2 separate regions of the Mus musculus genome follow, and region 1 is linked to region 2. The links are chromatin loops, found by intact Hi-C in ENCODE. Cell type or tissue: left cerebral cortex. All regions are shown on one strand. Links, peaks and the distances in the headings refer to the core of each region. The heading gives the core; the rest is flanking DNA. Region 1 overlaps Sec23ip (Sec23 interacting protein). Region 2 overlaps Wdr11 (WD repeat domain 11).

Region 1 (10,203 bases), core at 3,399-5,898, 850 kb before region 2:
GCAGAGAAGCCCTGTAGGGAAAGGGAAAGGGAAAGGGAAAGTGGGGAGAGGGGGCTGGCAAGCTTCAGGGGCGCTCCTGCCTCCACCTCCAGCACTGGGCTTCCACGCATGCACCACCACATCTGCCATGATGTAGGTTTTAGGGGTTAAACTCAGGTTCTTATACTTAAAACTGGTATTTCCCTATTAAACAACCCCAAGCCTCACTTGTATTTCTTCCGAGATCAGAGGAGATCAGGTGCATTCAGGGTGGTATGGCCGTAGACTTCAGTTGTATTTAAGGCATTTTTTTTTTTTTTTAAACCATAAGGTGTTGAAGTTAGGCCACAGTTTTGCTTCCCAGGCCCATGCTCCCAGAAATAAGATTCAGACTCAAACTATATTTACAAATACCTTGGCTATATAGCTAGGCTCTATTCTGACTAGATGGTAACCAAAGACAGCCTTTTATTTTAACCTACCTTCTGCTGTGTGGCTGCTTCCCTGTGCTCAGCTACCATGCGCCGGTCTCTTGTCTCCTCACCTCTTCTTGGGCTCCTCTCCCTGCCTCCTCCTCCTCTCAGAATTCTTTGTCCTACAGATATCCCACTTTATTTCCTGCCTGAGACATAGACTATAGGCTCTTTAATTGATGTGAGGCAATACACAATACACAAGATGATCGCAGTTCAGTTCACAGGTTATCATGCAGCAGTAGCTCAATCCACTCATAAGTACTTCACGGATACACCAGCCGTCCAGTTTGGTAGAGTCAGGTTAGCAGCAGTGGTGACATGACAGCCAGGCCTCAACCTCAGCTTGAGTCAGCAGGAGGGACCAACAGGAACACCAGAAGTTCTCGGCTGTGCCTCTCTCGGGGAAGTGAAGATCAGTGAAGATGGGAGACCCACAAGTGTTGCACAGCTAGCTGTACCAGCAAGCCAAGCTCCCTCTCTGTCACTCTGTGGAGGCCTATTTATGCCCTCCAAACATCACACTTCCTCCGTGTGCCTTGCCCCAGCACATGCATCCAATCAGCCTGAGTCCTTGGAAGCAGCAACAAACTGCAGCACACCACCAGGAGATTTTTGGTGTGTTTCTCTCTATGGCGTCCTGCAGCTCAACTATGCAGTGTAAGGCAGACCAATGCATGCGTGTTGTCAGCAAAGGCTCCTTCACCTCGCGTCCTTTCACGTGCTTGCTTTAGCAGAGCATCCTCTCTCCTGTGTCTGCTTCAGCGAAACCTTCCTTCACGAGTCTGCCTTAGCCTCTCACACCGTGTCCACTTTAATTCCTTCACGTGTGCCCCAGCAAAATGCCATCAACCAATTTTCCAAAGAACCCTTGAGTTTCTTCTTCCTACCAACATGACAAAAAGACATTCCCTGCCCCTGAAGTAGAGCGAAGAGGAAGACTTCATAAACACAGCGTGTTGCCACACGGATGGCTGTGCTTTCCTTGAGACGCCATGCAAACTATCTCAGATATGCTCCTTCATACAAATCCTTTTTCTGACAGGAAATTTGCCTTAAATGGATTTTTTTTTTTTTGAGAGAGTCTTGTGTATCCTGGCTGGTTTCTAAGTCACTGCATCCAAGGGTGACCCTGGGCTTGCTTATTCTTTTGCCTCCAGCTCTTTAAGGCGAAGATAGAATGGTAATAGAAGTAACCGAGACTACTGAAGATTAGAACTCCTCTTTGTGCTGATAAGTGCTTTCTGTGGCCTTGGGCTCCATTATACTGAGTTTAGCACTGTGAAAATCTCCATGTTATAACACTAGCAGAAGCAAAAGACGTCATGAACCTTGACCAAGTGTAGGAGCAGGCCCGGTGGGTGCTGCAGGTTCTGCAGTTTGAGGCAGAGGTACTGCTGTGCTTCTGTGCTGTGTTTATTATCTCAGAAGTGGAGCAGAATGCCACAGACTCTGAAGTTTTAATGGGCCATGCTTACCTTCTTCAGCTCACAGCAGCCACCTCTGAGAGGCCTCCGTGTTTGCATGCTTGGGAGCCAGTGCAGAGCCAAGAACATTGAAAAATTCAAAGGGTTTTGTATATGTGTCTGTGGTAATATTTTCTTACTGTGTTTTTTCCTAGGTTTCTGTTGCTTACAGCTCGTTAGACTTTGAACCGGAAATTTTCTTTGCCCTGGGCTCTCCGATCGGCATGCTTCTCACTATTCGAGGAGTGGCTAGGATTGATGAGAAATATCGCCTCCCTACCTGTAAAGGTTTCTTCAATATTTACCATCCGGTGAGTTACTGTGCACTTTAAAAAGATGAAAGTTCTCTCCTCTTCATCCGGATAGATTCTTAGGTTCTTACTTGAAATTAATAGCAGTCATGATTTGCAAAGCTCAGCTTCCGTCCTAAGAGTCTGATGACACTTCAATAAGTATTTGTACCAGAAAGCTTTTACTCAAAGGAGAAACAGGTTAGTTGCTCTGCTTGCAAAGTAATTTCACCTACAAATCACAAATCTTATAATAGCCAGTAGCTGAGGAAGGTGTGGAAATGTCACTCTCTGGCTGGCCAAGTAGCTGTGTGCTTCCCTGACTGTGGCCTGTAACTTCAAGTAAGTAATTGACGGTGCCTGCTTCTCTTCCTTCAGCTCGACCCAGTGGCGTACAGATTAGAGCCTATGATTGCTCCAGATTTGGACTTAAAAGCTGTTCTCGTTCCACATCACAAAGGCAGGAAGAGACTTCACTTAGGTAAGAAGCGAAGATTTACTGCAGAACAGGCAGAAGGTTAGGAGGTCAAGGTTGTTCCTGGCTGCAAAATGAGTTCAAGGCACTGAGTCACATCAAAACTATCCGGCAATCTATAGTGAATCATGAACATTTAAACAATTTATGTGTGATGTCTTTGTGTATGGGCACATGCATGCCACTGTGCATATGTGGAGATAAGAGGACAGACAGCTTTAAGAAACCAATTCTCTCTACAGAGCCCTGGCTGTCCTGGAACTCACTCTGTAGACCAGGCTGGCCTCGAATTCAGAAATCCACCTGCCTCTGCCTCCCAAGTTCTGGGATCAAAGGCGTGCGCCACCACTACCCGGTTTAAGAGGGCAGCTTTAAGGAACCAGTTCTCTCTACAGGGCCTTGGCTGTCCTAGAACTCAGTATGCAGATGAGGCCTGGCCATGAACTTACAAGAGATCTATCCACCTGCCTTTCCCTCCTGAGTGCTGGGATTTAAAGATTATATGCCTAGCACCTGCTGTTACAGACCTGTCTTAAGAATTCCAGTAAAAGTTTATAGGATGATGTTTATGTTATGGTGTTTGAACCTCTTTTTTAAAAAAATTGTAGGTTTGGAACAGATCAAATTGCTAAGAAGAAATGGTTTCAGTGGCACATCCTGTAATCTTAGTGCTCTGGAATCTGAGACGTGAGGGTCACCCTAAGCTTGAGGCTCCAAGACCATGTGTCAGAAAACAAACAAACTAAACAAACAAAAAGCCAGGCATGCAAGTGCATACTTACAATTTTAGTACTTGAAGGCTGAAGCAGGAAGATTTCAATTTTAAGGCCAGCCCTACATAGTGAGACCCTGTCTCAAAAAACTCAACCCCAAGTCAACATTTTATCCTATTGTGGGTTCTTGGTTCCAGGAAGCTCCCTAATGCTAGTTAAGGTGGGAGGAGGAGGGGGGGGAGGAGGGGAGCTTCTCTGGGACGTGGTTAACTTTAATTTCTGGAGCATAGCATGTAGTGGCTAAGTAACCTGGGGTATCATGTGAATCCGTTCAGAGTTGAAAGAGAGCCTTTCTCGAATGGGATCCGATCTGAAGCAGGGCTTTATCAGTTCTCTGAAAAGTGCTTGGCAGACACTCAACGAATTCGCGCGTGCTCACACCTCTACTACTCAGCTGCAAGAAGAATTGGAGAAGGTGGCCAACCAAATCAAAGAGGAAGAGGAAAAGCAAGTAGTTGAAGGTAAATGGGATACTGGAAGCATTTTCCAGGACAGACTGTGCCCGAAGAGCATAATGCTTGTGCATCGTTGGAGAGGTTTTCTTTCCAGACAGATTGTGTCAGATTGGATGGACCCCTTCCCTAAAGGGGATGGAGTCCTGACATCCTGCAGTGTCAGATGCAGCTGCTAATTAAGTTTTATTGGCTATTTCTTGGCTTTTAGCTGCAATTTCAGGTTTTATTTAGATTGTTCAGGCTGGGGAGGAATATGAGTTGAGAGCTAAGTTTGTATTCAGGCTTGGTAAAGACTCTATGAGGTTCCATCCTTCTCTGAAGGAATGGGGAGTGAGCCTGGTAGCTCCCCAGCTGCTATGTGTGTCAAGCGATATTCATTGAACACAGAGTCAGCTAAAGTCAGAGGATAATGATTAAATGATTGACTTTGATATCGAAATGGCTTAAATTCTAGCAGAAAAGATTGTTGAAAGTCCAGAACTTTCCAAGGACGAGGACTACTTAGGAAAGGTTGGAATGTTAAATGGAGGCCGCCGGATTGATTATGTTCTTCAAGAAAAGCCAATCGAGAGTTTCAATGAGTATCTCTTCGCTCTTCAGAGTCACTTATGCTATTGGTAAGTATTCTTCACTTTGATTCTCTTTGATTGGCTTTAACTCGTACAGTGTTTTCACTGTGGTGAAAGTCTTTGTCTTAATTGCCCGTTTATAATAGACTTAATAAATTCTACCACTGAACTCACACATTCAAAAGCATTCCCCCCTTTAAGGTTTTGTTTTACGCTCAGAGTGGAGATGCTAAGGAAGGATTGGCTAGCAGCTTACATTTCTGACTCACTAACCTTTCTAAAAGCTGCACAGAATGAGTTAGCCACGAGGTGGCAGTGTGCCATGTGCTTTTGCACCGTGTGCAGAGACCATTGTTGCTTGCACACTGTGTTTGTAGAGGTGTCTTTCATAGCTGGAGTGTGAGGGCATTAAAAGGCATCCTTCCGTACATGTTTAAGTGTTGTCTTCTTTCTGACAGGGGATCTGAAGATACTGCCCTCTTGTTACTTAAAGAAATTTATCGAACAATGAACATTAGTCCAGAGCAGCCCCAGCATTGAGCAGACTTGCATTTTACAGGGTGAGTTAATCCTTATTAAATGTGTACATGCTAATGTTTGTGTTGTTGGAATTTTGGGGTCCCTTTGTGATTGTCAGATGGCAGAGGGAAATCAGGTCATCTCTTGGGATTTTAGACTCAAATGGGCTCAAGTGGAGGCTCAAGGACACTTGTACTAGTGTTTAAAAGAAAAAAGTCCCAGCTGGGCAGTAGTGGTGCACTAACATTTCAGCACCCAGGAGGCAGAGGCAGGTAGATCTCTGTGAGTTCAAGGCTAGCCTGGTCTACAGAATGAGTTCCCAGGATAGCCAGGACTACATAAAGAAATCCTGTCTCAAAAAAACCACACACACAAAGAAAGAGTCTCAGGGTAGGCCAGCTGTAAGAGGAGAAGAGGAGAAGGGAACAAGGCCATTTAAGCTGGCACAGAAGTCAGATACATGGTAGACAGCCAGGGGGGAGGGGTGGGGAGAAGCTATAGGAAGGATGCTCCAAAATGCCAGGGAGACACATGCTTCAGCTCTGGCCAGGATCTAAAAGAAAGAGACAGGAAAAGGAAAAATTGTGCCTTTCAAACTCAGGCCTAAGACATGATGCCTCGAAGGGGGTAAAAGGCAGAGTAGAATTCTGGGAAGGGAAGAAGGTGCAGTTTCCTATTAAAAGGAAACTGTTCTGGCAATCTTGTTAGCATGGCCTAAGGCAAACCCACCCTCATAGGGATCGTCTGTTGGCCAGGTGCTTACACTTTCCCAGGCCAGAAACCTGTTCTCTTGACCAGGAGTTTTCTTAGAATAGCCCTTGATTACACTTGGATTCTGAGGTCTTTGGTGTGAAGTGGCTCTTTGTTACTGTTACAGTTGCACTATTTAAATTCAGAGTAGTGATTGATAATGAGGAAAGAAGTGGGTTTGTAACATTCATTTTATTGAAGGTTTTCCAGAGGCAGCTGTAGGTATGTCTGTAATTCCAGAACTCAGGAGTCGGAGTCGGAGGGTCTCAGTTTAAGGCAATCTCAGTGTGGGCAGTGCACTGAGATACCGCATAAACAAATAGACAACTTAAAAATCTAAGTAGGATTTGGGTTCTCTTTTTGACTCCCCTCCCCTTCCCCCCCTCCCCCCCTCCCTCCCTCCCTCCCTCCCTCCCTCTCTCTCTCTCTCTCTCTCTTTCTTTCTTTCTTTCTTTCAAGACAGGGTTTCTCTGGAACTCATTCTGTAGATCAGGTTGGCCTTGAACTCACAGAGATCTGCTTGCCTCTGCCTCCTGAGTGCTGGGATTAAAGGGCTGTGTCATCACCACCCGGTTTATTTTTGGTTTCTTTTAAAAATAGATTCCAGGGCATGGCAAATAGGGATTCTTTTGACTGTAGGTCCCGCAACTCAGTTCCTTGATTTCCCATCTGTAACAGAAAGGGTCCTCTGTTGAGTGATATCACAGGCACTCAGGACTCATTTCTGTACTGCCGAATAGCCGTAAGAAAGACTTCCTGTACTCCAGACATCATGTCCCTATTCATGTCATGAATGCAGGAGACAGTATCTATCATATGTGTCCCTTTAACTAGAAAAGCAAAGGCATGCTTTATGTGTTAGTAGATGCCAATAATCTCAGTCCTTGAGTGGACGAGGCAGAAGAATTCTGAATGTGAGCCCAGCTATGTAGTGCCCCAGCCCAATGCTATGTCCAAACAGTGGCTTAACCTGTTGATGGAGGTCTGTGCTGCGTGCCCCATGCAGCCCCTGGTCTGTATGAAGATTGTAAAGGCAATGTTTAAGTTCTGCTGATCTTGATAGAGAAAACACATAGGGAAGATGGCTAGGCTAGGTCTGTGATAAGTGATCCAGTCTGCAAGTGAGCCATACTGTGTGATCTTGATTGCCTTCCTGAGACACCAGGTACCTGTTTTCCTTAATAGGTTATGAAGTACTTAATTAAAACAAAAACAAAAACAGCCAGATGTGGAAGCCCATACTTTTAATCCTAATTCTCAGGCAGATAAAGATCGATGCCAGCCTGCAGAGAACGAACGGTGTGCGGAGTAGTGATTGCAGAGGCTCTGGTTGTCCTGTGGCGGGCGGGGTCCAGTGGGGCTGTCACACTGTTCAGCAAATACCTCATGGACTTGGGAGTGATTTTCTCAAACATTTATTTTAGATTTATGTTTATGTGTGCCTGAGTGTGAGAGAGAGAGAGAGAGAGAGAGAGAGTGTGTGTGTGTGTGTGTGTGTGTGTGTGTGTGTGTGCGTGCTGCTTGCATCCAGGAGCTGACGGAGGCCTGACAAAGGTGTTAGATCCCCTGTAGCTGGAAATACAGGTGGTTGTGAGCACCTGACTTGGGTGCCGGGACTAGAACTGTGGTTTTCTGCAAGAGCAGCAAGTGCTTTTAGTGGCTGTTCCATCTGCATGTCCCAGCATTTCTCTCTTTATATATCTTTTATATATATCTTTTATATCTCTTTTTATATATCTTGTTTGCTGTCTCCTAGCCTATCCTTGCTATGTCAGATAGTATGTGGTTTTACCACTTCAGCCTACATCCATGTATGCGTTGGGGTGTACATTTATATAGACATATTTATAGGACAGAGACTAAACATAGTGCCTTGTGTATGTTGTGCTGCTAAGCTACACGCTTAGCCTTGTTTACAATTTTTATATCTTTATAAATGAACTTTACATACATGTGGCTCAACTATTTTACTTAGTTATTTTATAGCTTTTAAATGAACATTTATTGTTTATATAGATGTATGTGTGTGCCATGCATGGTGTGTATGTGGAAGCCAGAGGACAGCCAGCTGGAGTAGACTTTCTTTACAGCATGGGGTCCTGGGACTTGAACTCAGGTTGTAAAATTGGGTCGTGAGCACCTTCACCCACTCTGAACCATCTCATGGCCCCTTTTGAGCAAGTTTCTTGCTCTGCATCTCACAGTTTTATTTATTAATTATTAACTTATCCTCCGTTGTTGAGTACGAGGTGATTATCTGCCTTCCCAGATTTCACTGTTATACATCATTTTGACTTTAGCTTTATACATAATTTTGACATGTAGCTTTATATTTTTTTGCCTGTTTCTGACTTGAGATAAACCCCTGAGTAGCACTGTCTAGAATATTACACATTTTGAAAGCTCTGATGTCGTATGGTTCAGTTGCATTCTAGAGAGGCCTCTCAATTTTCACATGTAATGTTATGCAAATTGCCAGTTTTTCTGACCCCTTTTAAACATTAGTTGTTACTTTTTTGAATTTTTGCCAATTAATCACCAAAAATTATTGACTCATCATTTTGGTTTTATTTCCATCACTAGTGAGCTCTTCTTCCCTCCCCTTTCAGTCAATTGCCTCTTTTTGCATTTTTCTGGAGGTATGGGGTAGGGAGGGACTTTGTTGGGTGTGTAGACCATGTATATCTGGCTAGTCTTGAACTCAGAGATCTGCCTGCTTCTGCCCAGGGCTGGTATTAAAGGTGTGCACCACCACACCCAGCTTTGTTGTGCTTCTTCGCCTCACTGAACTGGTCTTTGGTACAAGCCCCACACTTCCCCAACAGCCCCCATGCCCAGCCCAGCCCTTTGGAAGGTATGTGTGTCTGAAGACTTGTGCTTGAAGTCTGGTCTCTGGCAGTTGCTTGCAGTATTGGTTAGTAAGGTTGAGAGTTTGTGAAATTTACTGAGGATTTTTTAAAAAGACTCTCTTGTCTTTACAGGAAGTTCCAGCATGAGTGTCATTGCTGAGAGGCTCCTTGGTGGCTGATCCGTCTTTGCATCTATGATGGATGACAGAAAAGTGACTCAGCAACAATTGCTAGCGTGGACTTCTCAGATGTAGGAATTTGTTTTTAAAACAGAACAGAAAGATGCTGAAAAAAAAAATCAGTACTGTATTTGAACAGTGTAGAAGAAAAACTACAACCGTAAAATGATGCTGTGGGAAATTCTCAGATCTTTATAGTTATATAGTTATCTAAGTTGTGTCCTAATGAAGAGATATTTGTAGCATGCAAATGGTTATTTCTATTTCTTAAAACTATTGTCAATGGGCTATTAAACTTATATTTTTCTTTGTATTAATGCAATATGTTATTTTTATTTAAATCTGGGCTTCTTGTGAAACTATAGTAACATGATTTTTAAGAAATTTAGGCTAGGCATGGTATCACAGGCCTTTAATCTCAGCACTCAAGAAGCAAAGGCAGGTGGATCTCTGAGCTGGAGGTCAGCTTGGTCCATATAGCAAGTTTCAGGACAGTCAGGACTACATAGGAGACTATCTCAGAAACAAAAAAAAAAGAAACTTGTGCTGTCCTTTAAATGTGAATTGATCGGAGCTGGAGCTGCCCTGGTGTGGAGTTGCTCCTGCTTGTGACAAGGCCTCCTCATCCCAGGCTGATGTCAGCTTTTATGAAGCCGAATGCCATCGCCGAGAGCCTAGTTGCAGAAGTGAAGCACTTTTTTTTTTTTTTTTTTTTTTTTAAAGATTTATTTATTTATTATATGTAAGTACACTGTAGCTGTCTTCAGACACTCCAGAAGAGGGTCTCAGGTCTCATTACAGATGGTTGTGAGCCACCATGTGGTTGCTGGGATTTGAACTCTGGACCTTCGTAAGAACAGTCGGGTGCTCTTACCCACTGAGCCATCTCACCAGCCCGTGAAGCACTTTTTACTTTCTAGAACTCTTGTGATGATCTGACCTCTCCTGGCACATGCATATCCCCTGCGAGTTGAGCAAATAACAGGCTTTCACAGTGAGTGGAGCTTTCTGTGCCAGCACTCAGTGCCTGAGGTGCGATACTGAGAGAAGCAGAGTGGAAGGCCTGTTGCGTTGGTTCAGCCTTACTTGCAGCGGTGTGCTTGAGAGGATGCAGAGCTGCCTGAAGACTGCTCTGCAGCACCCTTTGTTAACTATAAACTCAGTCTCTAAATAGTTCCTAACAGACATTGGGGATGCTGATTTCCTTCTTTTGTTACATAGCAGGAACATTTTATGTCATTTACATAGTTCTCATGGAACATGGAATTTTTTTGAAAGCAACATATAATACACATTTTTGTGTATGTGTTTTACCTGGTGTGAATAAAACAATAACATTGATTCTCTTTTTAAAGCTGCAAACTGTTGTCTCTCCCTGTTTCCTTGTCAACCTGTAGCCTCCAAGGGGTAATTCATAACCAGATGG
Region 2 (10,203 bases), core at 4,448-6,947:
TTTTCTAGGAAAGGCTGGAGACATAGCTCAGAGGATGGGGGTTCAATTCCCCGCACCCCTGTGGTGGCTCACAACCCTGTCTAACTCATGCATGTGGTGTGCAGACATACAAGCAAAGCCCATACACATATGAAGTAAACCACAAAAAGGAACTTGTACATGAGACAATACTGGATTAAGCTCATTAGAATAGGCGGAGGCATGAGAATAATCACAGAAGTGAGCAGCTACGTGAGCACCTATGCCTGAGAACGGGCTTGATGGACCAGCTCGATTCCCTAATCCTGCATGGGTGGGAGTGCACAGGACTGCAGTGGACTTCGAAAAAGCTTGAACACCTACTTCTAGAAGGTTGCCAGTAAACGATGTGTGCGGATCATAAGTAGCTATGCCCAGCTGCTTTAAGCAGGCTTTAATGGAAAAGAGCCTGCTATGTCTGTCTCTGCTGTGCAGGAGTGGTCACCATCTCACAACCTGAAGAGCCTGAGAAAGAAGCAGCTTGCCACCCGGGAGGCCATGGCCCGCCAGACTGTGGTCTCCGATGCAGAGCTGGGTGCTGTTGAATCATCTGTGATCAGGTAGGTCCCTGTCCTGGCAGAGAACCGGGCAGACCCAAATGGCTAAAGCTCAGTGTTGTTGTCCCTGTGCTCAGTGTCGTCAGTGAAACGCAGTGCTGCTAACCTGTCAGTGGCCATGGGTGTGATCAAGTCAGCACCTTTAGCTGAAACACAAATGAACACTGATAAGGATAGACACAGTCACCTTCACAGGAAATGTACTGGGAACTCTGGGACCACTCAAGAGGTGCTTAGATGCTCTTGGACCTCCTGCAAATGCATCTATACAGTGGGTAGTGATGGGTGTCACTCTAGGGAAAAAACCATTATCTTTTTCTCTACCTTTAGTTTATTACAGGAGGCAGAGAGTAAGGCTGAACTCAGTCAGAACATCTCTGCTCGGGAGCATTTTGTGTTTACTGACAATGATGGCCAAGTTTATCATCTCACTGTTGAAGGAAATTCTGTGAAAGACAGTGCTCGGATTCCACCAGATGTGAGTGTCATCCTCCAGGCTATCTCTATCAAGAGTGTGACCAGGGGTCTGATTTATCCATATCCAGTGAAGACGTAATTAAGCCTAACAAGATAAATGCTGCTATTCAAGGAGAAGTCACTGCAGATTGAACGTGGTCCATACCAAGTTCACATATTGCAAAGTAACATAGCCACCATGAACCTAGACCACATGTGTTCTTCTGTCTTACCACAATGGCACTCCACAGGAACTATCTTGGTTTGCTTATGAAACTGTGAACAGGAAGGGACAGGAAGGTCCATGGCTGAGTCGTAGCGGCCAGACTGTTTCTATTCTGTACATTTCCATTGGTTAGTGGGAAATAATTACAATTAGATTCTAAGTGTAGTGGCGTTAATATTTACTCATTTGTAGGTATCTTTTTTGGCCTTGTGGAATCAATTATAGTTAATAATTGACATCAGCATACATCTTACAGATTGCTCTTAATAGATTAATTAATAAATTTAACTAATATAGAGTGTAATTAAATGGAGGCATTAAAAGGAATTTCAAACAATGCATGTTTAATTAAAATTTTCATCTAAGAATAGATGTCCTAGAAGAAAGCAGACTCTCATATTTTTATAGTGACTCAGCAAGGATCTTGACTAACTGAGGTCATTTAAAGATAAATGGGGCAGAGAGACAATCTCACTGAGAGTCTCTGTTACTGTGTGATAAATGCCATGGCTGTACCCGTGGGAAGAAAGGGCTCCTGTCACCTTGCACCTCTCAAGTCACACTCGGGATTCCCGCTGAGGGAAGTCAGGGCAAGAGCTGAAGCAGAGGCCACAAGGGAATGTTGCTTATTAGCTTGCTCACTGTGACTTGCTCTGCCTGCGTTCTTACACAACCCAGGACTATCTGGCCAGGGATGGCACTGCCCACAGTGAGTTGGGACATACCACATCAGTAAAGAAAATTCATCCCAGGCCAGTCTGCTGGAGCCATGTTCTCAGTTGAGGTTCCCTCTTCCCAGATGACCTTCTGCATTTACACAAACACTGGCCACCGTGTTTATCCAAGATGGTGCTATCACATGGACTTTTAAAGTTAAAGCTGTAGGTAGTGGAAGTCAAATGCTTCTTCATGTACTTCTTGTGTCGCCTCCCATCTTGGCAACTGAGTTCTCCTCAAATGAGTGAGTTGGGAGAGCCAGGGCATATGGCCTACTTTCAGAAGTGATGCCCTGTCACGTTTGCAGTCTGCTGTTGGTCCTTGGGTCAGTCCTACTTTATTGTGGGAAGTGACTACCAAGGCCTTGGAGTGGATGAGGGTCCTTTAGAGGCTAGCTACCAAGTCTCTTCTATAAACAAAGAATTGAAGGCATCCATTTAAAACCATTATTCTAAAATCAAAGTTAGCATCATAATCTTCATATTATAGCATAGAATACGTTATATCTAAGACAGTAGTAACTATTGTTGAGTACATCTGATACTGCTCACATTTTTAGCATGAATGTGGGAAGTTGATGTTTGATGTGTATAATAGGAAAGTAACTTTAAATGTACAAAGAAAAGCTGTTGCAGTAATGCTGCGAAAGGTCGGGGACTCCATTGCTCACCCTTAGCCTCCACAGAGCTCTCTTGTAGAACCGCAGGAAAGATGTCCTCTGGGCTCTTACAGAGTCACCTACAAATAATTTGGTCTCTTCACTTTCCAGTTGCTTCACACTGAGGTTAGAATGTAAACGGGCCAAAAACTCAAAAATGCCAGTCCTTCCTACTAAACCAAAGAAAAAGCTTTGAACTTTGGACATGAGTATTCATTTTTAAATTTATTACATTATTATTTACAGTGTCCGTGTGGTAGTCCCAGGATAACTTGTAGCAGTCGGTCCTTTCTTACCAGCATATGGATCCCAGGTCTCAAACTCAGGTTGTCAGGCTTGGTGGCTTTACCATCCAGGCACTGGTCCTCTCTGGACATGGCTGCTCTTACAAATGCCTTCTCAGGACAGCCATGGCACACAGCTCAGAAGGCGGCACCTTTATTCTGTGGGGTCGTGAAGTCAGGGTACAAGGACTCTTTATTCCGCTGAATTCTTTTGTTTCAAATGAATCCAAGTCTTTAAGAAATGACTATTAGTAAGCAGGCCGCCTCCAGTGGAACTGGTTTATGATTAGGGATGGGATTGACATCTGTGTACGCTGTGAGAATTGGTTTTGGCTTGGTATTCTTTCTGAAGCTGACATTTTTCCAGTGGCTGTAATATAGTATGTAGAAAAAAGGGTTTTGTTTGTTTCAATTTGATTTTGAGCTGAAGCTTTCACTCTGGAAGTTGGTCCCCAGACTGTGAAAGTGGTATATAAAGTGGTAAAAGGAGAGAGAGTTTTAAACTGTGTGTATGTGTGATCCGAAGTGGCTGCCGTCATCCTGGAAATGGAAAGAGTGAGACAGTGAGTGTCTGCTGTTTGTACAGCCTGCCTGGCATGTGGGCAGCACTGCAGCTGCAGTGGGGAGCACGGAGCACCACAGAGGGAACAGAGAGAGCCACAGGGGATGCGCAGCAGCCCTCCAGAAGCACCTCGCCATCCCCACTTCCCTCCGCCCTGCACGAGGGCGTCTGCATGTCCACATGTTGAATTAACACAACAGCACTAATTTGTAGATTAATTTAACATCGTGTTTTCATTTTTAAATGTGAAAAGTAAACTAAGATCTAAAATGTGAAAGTATTCAAGACAAAGTAAACTTAAAGGCAAACTCTTCTTAAACATCCCATTCAAATTTCAGAAAAATGGAAATAAGATCTGAGAGCATTGCACAGAATTTCATGTGCTTAATGTAAGTTGTTGTTGTTGTTGTTAAGTTCATTGCAGTATTGATTTTTAATTTTGGTGGGGTTGTTTGTTTAGTTTTGGTATATTACTAGGATTATGCAATATTTATAAAGGTAGTTGGTCATTTTGACAACCATTGGCCTAACAGTAAAGACCCTCCTGAATATTTTTATTGTTGTGTAATTACAAAGCAAGGGTTCTTTTCATGAGTGGAGAAGCAGTGAGTAGCAGCAGTATTTAACACTAACACTGTGAGCTGTGTTTACAGTGAGGCAAACATTGCCTTCCGGGCTTTAGCTTTATAGATTTACACCAGCACCCGACTCTGCCCACAGTAGGCCCAAGACACAAAAGGTTAAGTAGACATGTCCTGTTAAGAGGCAAAGCTGGGACACAAGCCTGGCAGGGTGGTCTGATGCCAGAGTGTAGGTACTTGGGCCCCTGACCCTCCCAGCACTTCTGCTGGGTTGCCGATTCTCACACTACACTCGCCTCTTACAATAGTGTGTCAGCAAAGTTCTGAGACTAACCATTGCACAGCTAGTTGAGGGTGATTGAGTTTCCCTTGGAATAAATTTATTAAGAGATAATTAAAGATGATGCTCTAGACTATAGTTTTTTGTTTGGGGGTGTTTTGTTTTGTTTTGTTTTGTTTTTGTCTTTCTGGAATTTTCCTTTTCCTAAAAGACATGTCTTCTCTGTAAATGTAGTTTAGGCTACATGAATGGCTATCAAATTGAAATATCCTGCTTCTGCACAGTTGAAGCTGATATGCAGTGGCTCTTTCAGTGTTCAGAGTTTTAGGATATGATGGTATTCATGCTAAAGTACTCACTTTATAAGTGATGTCTTTGTTATTTCATTGTGATCATTACAGGGAAATGTTTCTGTCCTAGTGGTGACTGAGCAGGGAAGTTCATGTGTGAATTTGTTTCTCTTGCTTCTAGGGTAGCATGGGCAGTATTACCTGCATCGCTTGGAAGGGGGATACATTAGTGCTTGGAGATATGGATGGAAATTTAAACTTCTGGGATTTGAAAGCCAGAGTATCCAGGTAAGAGCCAAGAGAAACCTTTGTTCAGTTGTAAATAGGACCAGTAAACATGAGTGGGAATTGGAGCTTTGAGTCCCTTGACACCTAAACTTTGGAGGAAGACTGGTCATGAGCCAGGCTCTGGTCAGTCCCAGTAGACCCTGACCATATCTGCAGGCAGATATGGTACCTTCCATGCAGAAGCCCTGGGATCTTGCTCCAGCAGATATTAATGGCAGACCTACCTAGCATATGTGGCTCCCAAGAATGTAAAGTGGTTCTCCCACCCCCACACCCGATCATAAATAGTGGACACACTGAGTGTTTCATTTTATATCCTGTTGGTGTTTTTATTTCTTTGTCCTCAGAGGAATACCCACACATAGAAGTTGGGTGAGGAAGATTCGCTTTGCCCCCGGCAAGGGAAACCAGAAGCTAATAGCAATGTATAATGATGGTGCTGAAGTGTGGGATACTAAAGAGGTAGGCCCAGCTATGCAGCCTGCCAGTGAAGCAAAGAAAGTGGTCAGCCATGGGAACTGGCTCTGTTTTCTACTTTGTCTGAAAATAGAATCTCCAATAAGTATGTCTAGCTTCTTTTTGTTAGAGAATTTTGCTCTTAGAGTGTTTCTGTTGTAAGCAAGACAACATGATTGATTGATGTTTTAGTGTCATCGCTGTGATTGAGGCCTATGGAGCGCAGTCTGCATGTGGGGATGGGCTATTCATTTGCAGACATACTCTGGGCCTCTGTCACCCAATCTGACCATTTAATCCAGAATGGTAAAGGACTTTATTTTCTGTCAATCATTCTTGCAGGTTCAGATGGTGAGCAGTTTAAGAAGTGGAAGAAATGTAACCTTCCGGATTTTGGATGTGGACTGGTGCACATCAGATAAGGTGATCTTGGCATCTGATGACGGCTGCATCAGAGTCCTGGAGATGTCAATGAAGTCTACGTGTTTCAGAATGGATGAGCAGGAGTTAGTAGGTAAGGCTCACTCCTGAGAGGGCGCTTGTTGCCTCGGGATATGATCATCTACAGAGACGGCAGCTGCTGCTTTACTTGAGAGAACTCTTAGCTAACTGTGAATCGAATCACTTTTCAATAGTGAGCCTTATGTGCCTGCCCTACATCATCTATCAGTGGAAACCCACCGTGTGTCATGACATCTGAGTCCTGAATTACGTGATCAATCAAAGCTAAAACTGGGCGATTGTTGTATCTTCTTCCTTTTTTGTGTGGTAGTTTTGAGGAGTTTTTGTTTGTTTACAAAACAAAACCAAAAAACATAGTTTAAGAGAAAATAAAACTTGCATGCGTGACTCCTTTTTCCTAAAGAAGAAATAAGAAGATGGCAAGCACACCCACCCAGCGGTTTACTCAGAGTGGGTTATCTTTAGAATGCTCTTTCAGAGAACAGTGGTTCTGATTCTACCTCGGACTTTCAGGGACTTCCATCTCCAAATGTCTTCTTGGCAAATCCTCCGTGACACTCCTAGCTGACTGATTAGCAGAGAATGCCTTGAGAGCCTCGTTTATTCATTTATGATTCGACTCTGCCTTACCTGTGCTTGGCAGAGTCGATTGCTCTTTGGCACTTGAGAGACTGGGGCTTTGTAAGCTGCATCCTTTATGCCCACACTGGAGTGGCCGGGGCCCTGCTGCTGGTGTTGGTGGGTGCTGAACCCTTCCTGTGCTGTGCTTGGCACTTCCTGACCTGCACACTGCACTATCACACTCGCACCTCTCTGTAGCCGTGAGGGCCACAGGTGAAGTGGAAGCTGCTTGTCACATGTCGCATTCCCTTTCCCATACTTGATCTTGAGTAACCTGTCAGCTCTGAGGGCCAGGACCTCCTCACCAAGGGAGAACAACAGAAACAAACACTTTAAACTGAATTACCAAGGAACTTGAAGGAATGTCAAGGGTGATGTTTAAAAAACAAAACAAAACAAAGCAAAAACAATTGCTAGTTCTAGGTTAAAAAGTAGATAAATACAATCTAAGTAAAGCTTTTATTTTTCTCTTTTGATTTAAAATTTGAATCTAAATGGCTCTATCATCATGTGGATGTGTTCTAAACTAAGCTGATCACAGAATGGAAATGGAGTCCTTCGTGTATACTGTGGCTGGGTACCAGGGTTTACATCATACTTAAAATCTGTACTGATATCAAGAAGGCCATACTTCTGTTCAGTCTCTAGTGACATAGCCTCACCAGAGAAATGGGATCTTAAAATGGTGATGGGGAGGGGTCACCGATGGGCACCAGCACGCCGGGAGGGAGGGCTAAGCAGTCACATGATTATGTCTCCAGCTTCCAGGCTCTAGGCTTTCACAAAGGATGTGACTATCAAGCTCCTTGTGGAATGACTGGCAGCCTGTTAATATGAATAGGATGTAGGTGCTTTCATTGAATCAGCAGTAAAACGCTCACGTGTGGGAAAGTAGTAGTAGAGACATTTCCCACCTTGTGTGGCTCTCACGCTGAGAAGCCTGTTCCCAGTGTTCATCTCCTGTTTACATTTTTTGACACAGAATTACATCTGCTAAAGCAACATTGCTTCTATTAACTTATAGATATATAAATTATCATTTCAAGTCTAATCTTTATTAATAACTACTAATGATATTTTTAGCTTTTTAAAGAAGTTCTTAAGATCTTGTTGGTATTCCAAAGTAAACTGGGATAGCTGTCATTCAGAGGACAGCTTTGCAGCAGAAATATGTGAGCCCTGTTTAGATTTTGCAGTGTTTCATGTGAGCAGTAGCTATTATCTGAGTCCCTCCAGATCTATTCCAAAGTGACACAAGGACCAAGTCAGGTGTCAGGACTTTTTAGTTATTCTTCTCCTCATCGAACTGGCCATCTTCCAGGTGCTCAGTAGCTATGCATGTAACGAGTAGGTATCTTTCATATTAGATGGCACAGTCTATCATACATTTGGGCCATTTTAACTAATTGTATCTGTTCAAGGGATGGGAAAGGCTCCATAGAGGACCAGGGAGTGAAAACCAGTGGGGCCCTGGGCAGTCGGTCAAAGACGGGGAGCCCAGTGGAGGGAGATGCTGAACACAGCTGCCAGGTGGTAGAGCCTTTGGTCCTGCTTCTTTCCGCTGGAATGTGTTGAAAACAACTGGCTCTTGCCTGTTTTGTAGTGTCCTAATAAGCAACTGCTGCATAGTGGGGCTGGGGTGAGGACGATGCTTGTAGGAAGTTATCCCTGTGTCCAAAAGACTATAAAAGCCTCCTTGGAATGCCAGACACCAGAGGTCTCCCAATTCCTTCAGCAACGAACTCCTGATGGGTGGCTTAGCTCAATAGTCTCAGAAAAGCAGATGTAGTGGTATAAGTATTTCAGGTAAATGTAATTGTTTTCAATTCTTTTCTAAAAAGTGAGCCTTATCTGTATGTATTGAGTCATGACGTTGAGTCTTTTATTCAGTAGTACAGAACTTTGTACCATTCCATATACTTAAACTTCAAAAACGAGAAAGAGAATATACTAATCAAACTGAGTGCAGAGTCTCTGCTATGGATAGACTCCCAGTCATCCTGGGTGTAGGCATTGCTCTCTGCTGACTGCTGTGTAAACAGTGATAGCTGAGACGTTGCTGAGGCATGAAAGTTCATTTTACTGAAAAGCACTCCTTTGCTGTCTAGAGCCTGTGTGGTGCCCGTACCTCCTTGTTCCGAGGGCTGCCCTTGCTTTGAAAGCCTTCCTACTGCATCAGCCTTGGAATGGGCGATATTCGTTGGACATTTCTCACATGTAAGTTACTTCATTTTTGTTTTCTTTGCATAATTTGCTCGGGGTTGAAGGACACTCATGAAAATGAGCTATGGATTACAGTTCAGACCTTAAAAAGACTGAAGCCTAAGACCAATCCAAGCAAAGGCAAAGGCACTCAAAGGATATTGTTTTCTACCCCTGTTTGCACCACCGTGGGGCCTTGTGGAAGAGTGGGTCAGTGAGGAGCTGCAGGGTCATAGGATGCTCTCAGGACTGGGTAGCCATCACTCAGGTGCATCATGATAGAGGAAAAGAGTGAGTGTGAAGACGGGAAAGAGATGCTGCAGTCTGGAGGACAGGCCTAAGTCTTTATAAGGCAGAATCAGAAATGTGTTTATAAATCAGTGTCTACCTCACTTGAAAAAGGTCATCACAGGAACACATTAGCAATTATTAATTAATTCTACAGTTTACTGCACTTACTATATGTGATGTGCAGGTTGGTGTGGGGTGAGAGTTTTGTTGTTGTTGTTGTTGATGTTAAGGCAATAAATATCTGTTGCCTAAGAACTACCATGCCTGTTCTGTAGGGCAGAGGGAATGAATCACTAGTCATTGTTTATTCAGGCTTTGTTAAAAGCAATCCAAACCTGATTGTTCTTAGAAGCAGTGGAGTTTTCTCTTTTGGAAGCCTGTGGCTTACTTTACTCATTTCCTTGTTTTATTCAGTAAGGCAAAGTTAGCCATGAAAATGGCCAGTGAGTCTCAGGCACATTGTTACTACTTTGATCTGTAGCCAAAATTTTAACCACAGGTTATAAAAAGGTTAACTTTTTATTAATACAACTTTTTTCAGTAAAATAAAATATGTGACAGTAATTGCAGAGACAATGAATGATTCAAATTTTTTTCTGCACAGTGATTATCCAGAAAATGAAGAAATAAAGACTCTCCTTCAAGAACAGTTGCATGCATTGTCTAAGTAAGTAACTCTGTATTTCATACAAGATACGAACATGGGAAAGTGACACACATTAATTTGACTTTTTAAAACCAAAATTTAGTTTTCTAAGTATTAGTGGCCCACAGTCCATCCCTTGACACAGGTTTGTTCCTCTTTGTAGCCTTGTTTGCCAGAAGGGCCATCTTAATAATCACACAGAGAGTATTGGTCTCTATCCAGTTTCCAACTCTCAAACAGCTGTGTTCTGACAGGAGCAGAAGCTCTGTGTAGTGAGGCTCCGTTGTGAACGTCTCATGGAGCTAAGCTAGAGAGCACAGATAGGCAGGTGACTCTGCAGCAGCCTGGGCCAGGTGTGAGTGCACAATTCTGGCTAAGAAACTGATGTTTCTTAGAGCCATAAGCACTTAAAGTAAATAGTGAGAGTTAGATAGCAAAGTGAGGAGAAAAATAGAGGTCTACATGAAGTTCTTGGTTCTTAGAGCAAGTTTTTGCAGTCTAGACTCTGCCACATATTATAATCATTGTCGTCATCATCTTGAAAAAGTTATAGTACCTGGTTAATGGCAATTTCAAAATAACTATTCACTTTTCTCCAGTTTCCAAAC

What was found. Peaks named below come from ENCODE experiments on the same cell type or tissue, not always from the same donor. Only the 100,000 strongest peaks of a DNase experiment are listed, where the experiment ranks them.
Region 1: a loop joins it to region 2, with 4 times the contacts of the local background. A loop is called at or near these places in 6 of 42 quality-filtered maps.

The regions. Positions count from the first base shown.
Region 1 is chr7:128,774,698-128,784,900 of GRCm38, forward strand. Sec23ip (Sec23 interacting protein) reads left to right here. Exons shown (of 19, transcript NM_001029982.2): 14 at 2,074-2,229; 15 at 2,587-2,689; 16 at 3,732-3,917; 17 at 4,366-4,528; 18 at 4,939-5,040; 19 at 8,731-10,139. The coding sequence ends at 5,020. Among named protein-coding and RNA genes, the nearest start is that of Sec23ip, 35 kb to the left of the region's middle. In left cerebral cortex, for the core only: a CTCF peak has its summit at 4,782 (motif pointing right); DNase peaks (open chromatin) are centred at 3,832 and 4,792.
Region 2 is chr7:129,619,441-129,629,643 of GRCm38, forward strand. It overlaps Wdr11 (WD repeat domain 11), which reads left to right. Exons shown (of 29, transcript NM_172255.3): 15 at 454-578; 16 at 906-1,053; 17 at 4,811-4,917; 18 at 5,265-5,379; 19 at 5,716-5,887; 20 at 8,565-8,673; 21 at 9,554-9,616. Among named protein-coding and RNA genes, the nearest start is that of Gm51499, 27 kb to the right of the region's middle. In left cerebral cortex, for the core only: no CTCF peak of the experiment used is centred there; no DNase peak of the experiment used is centred there.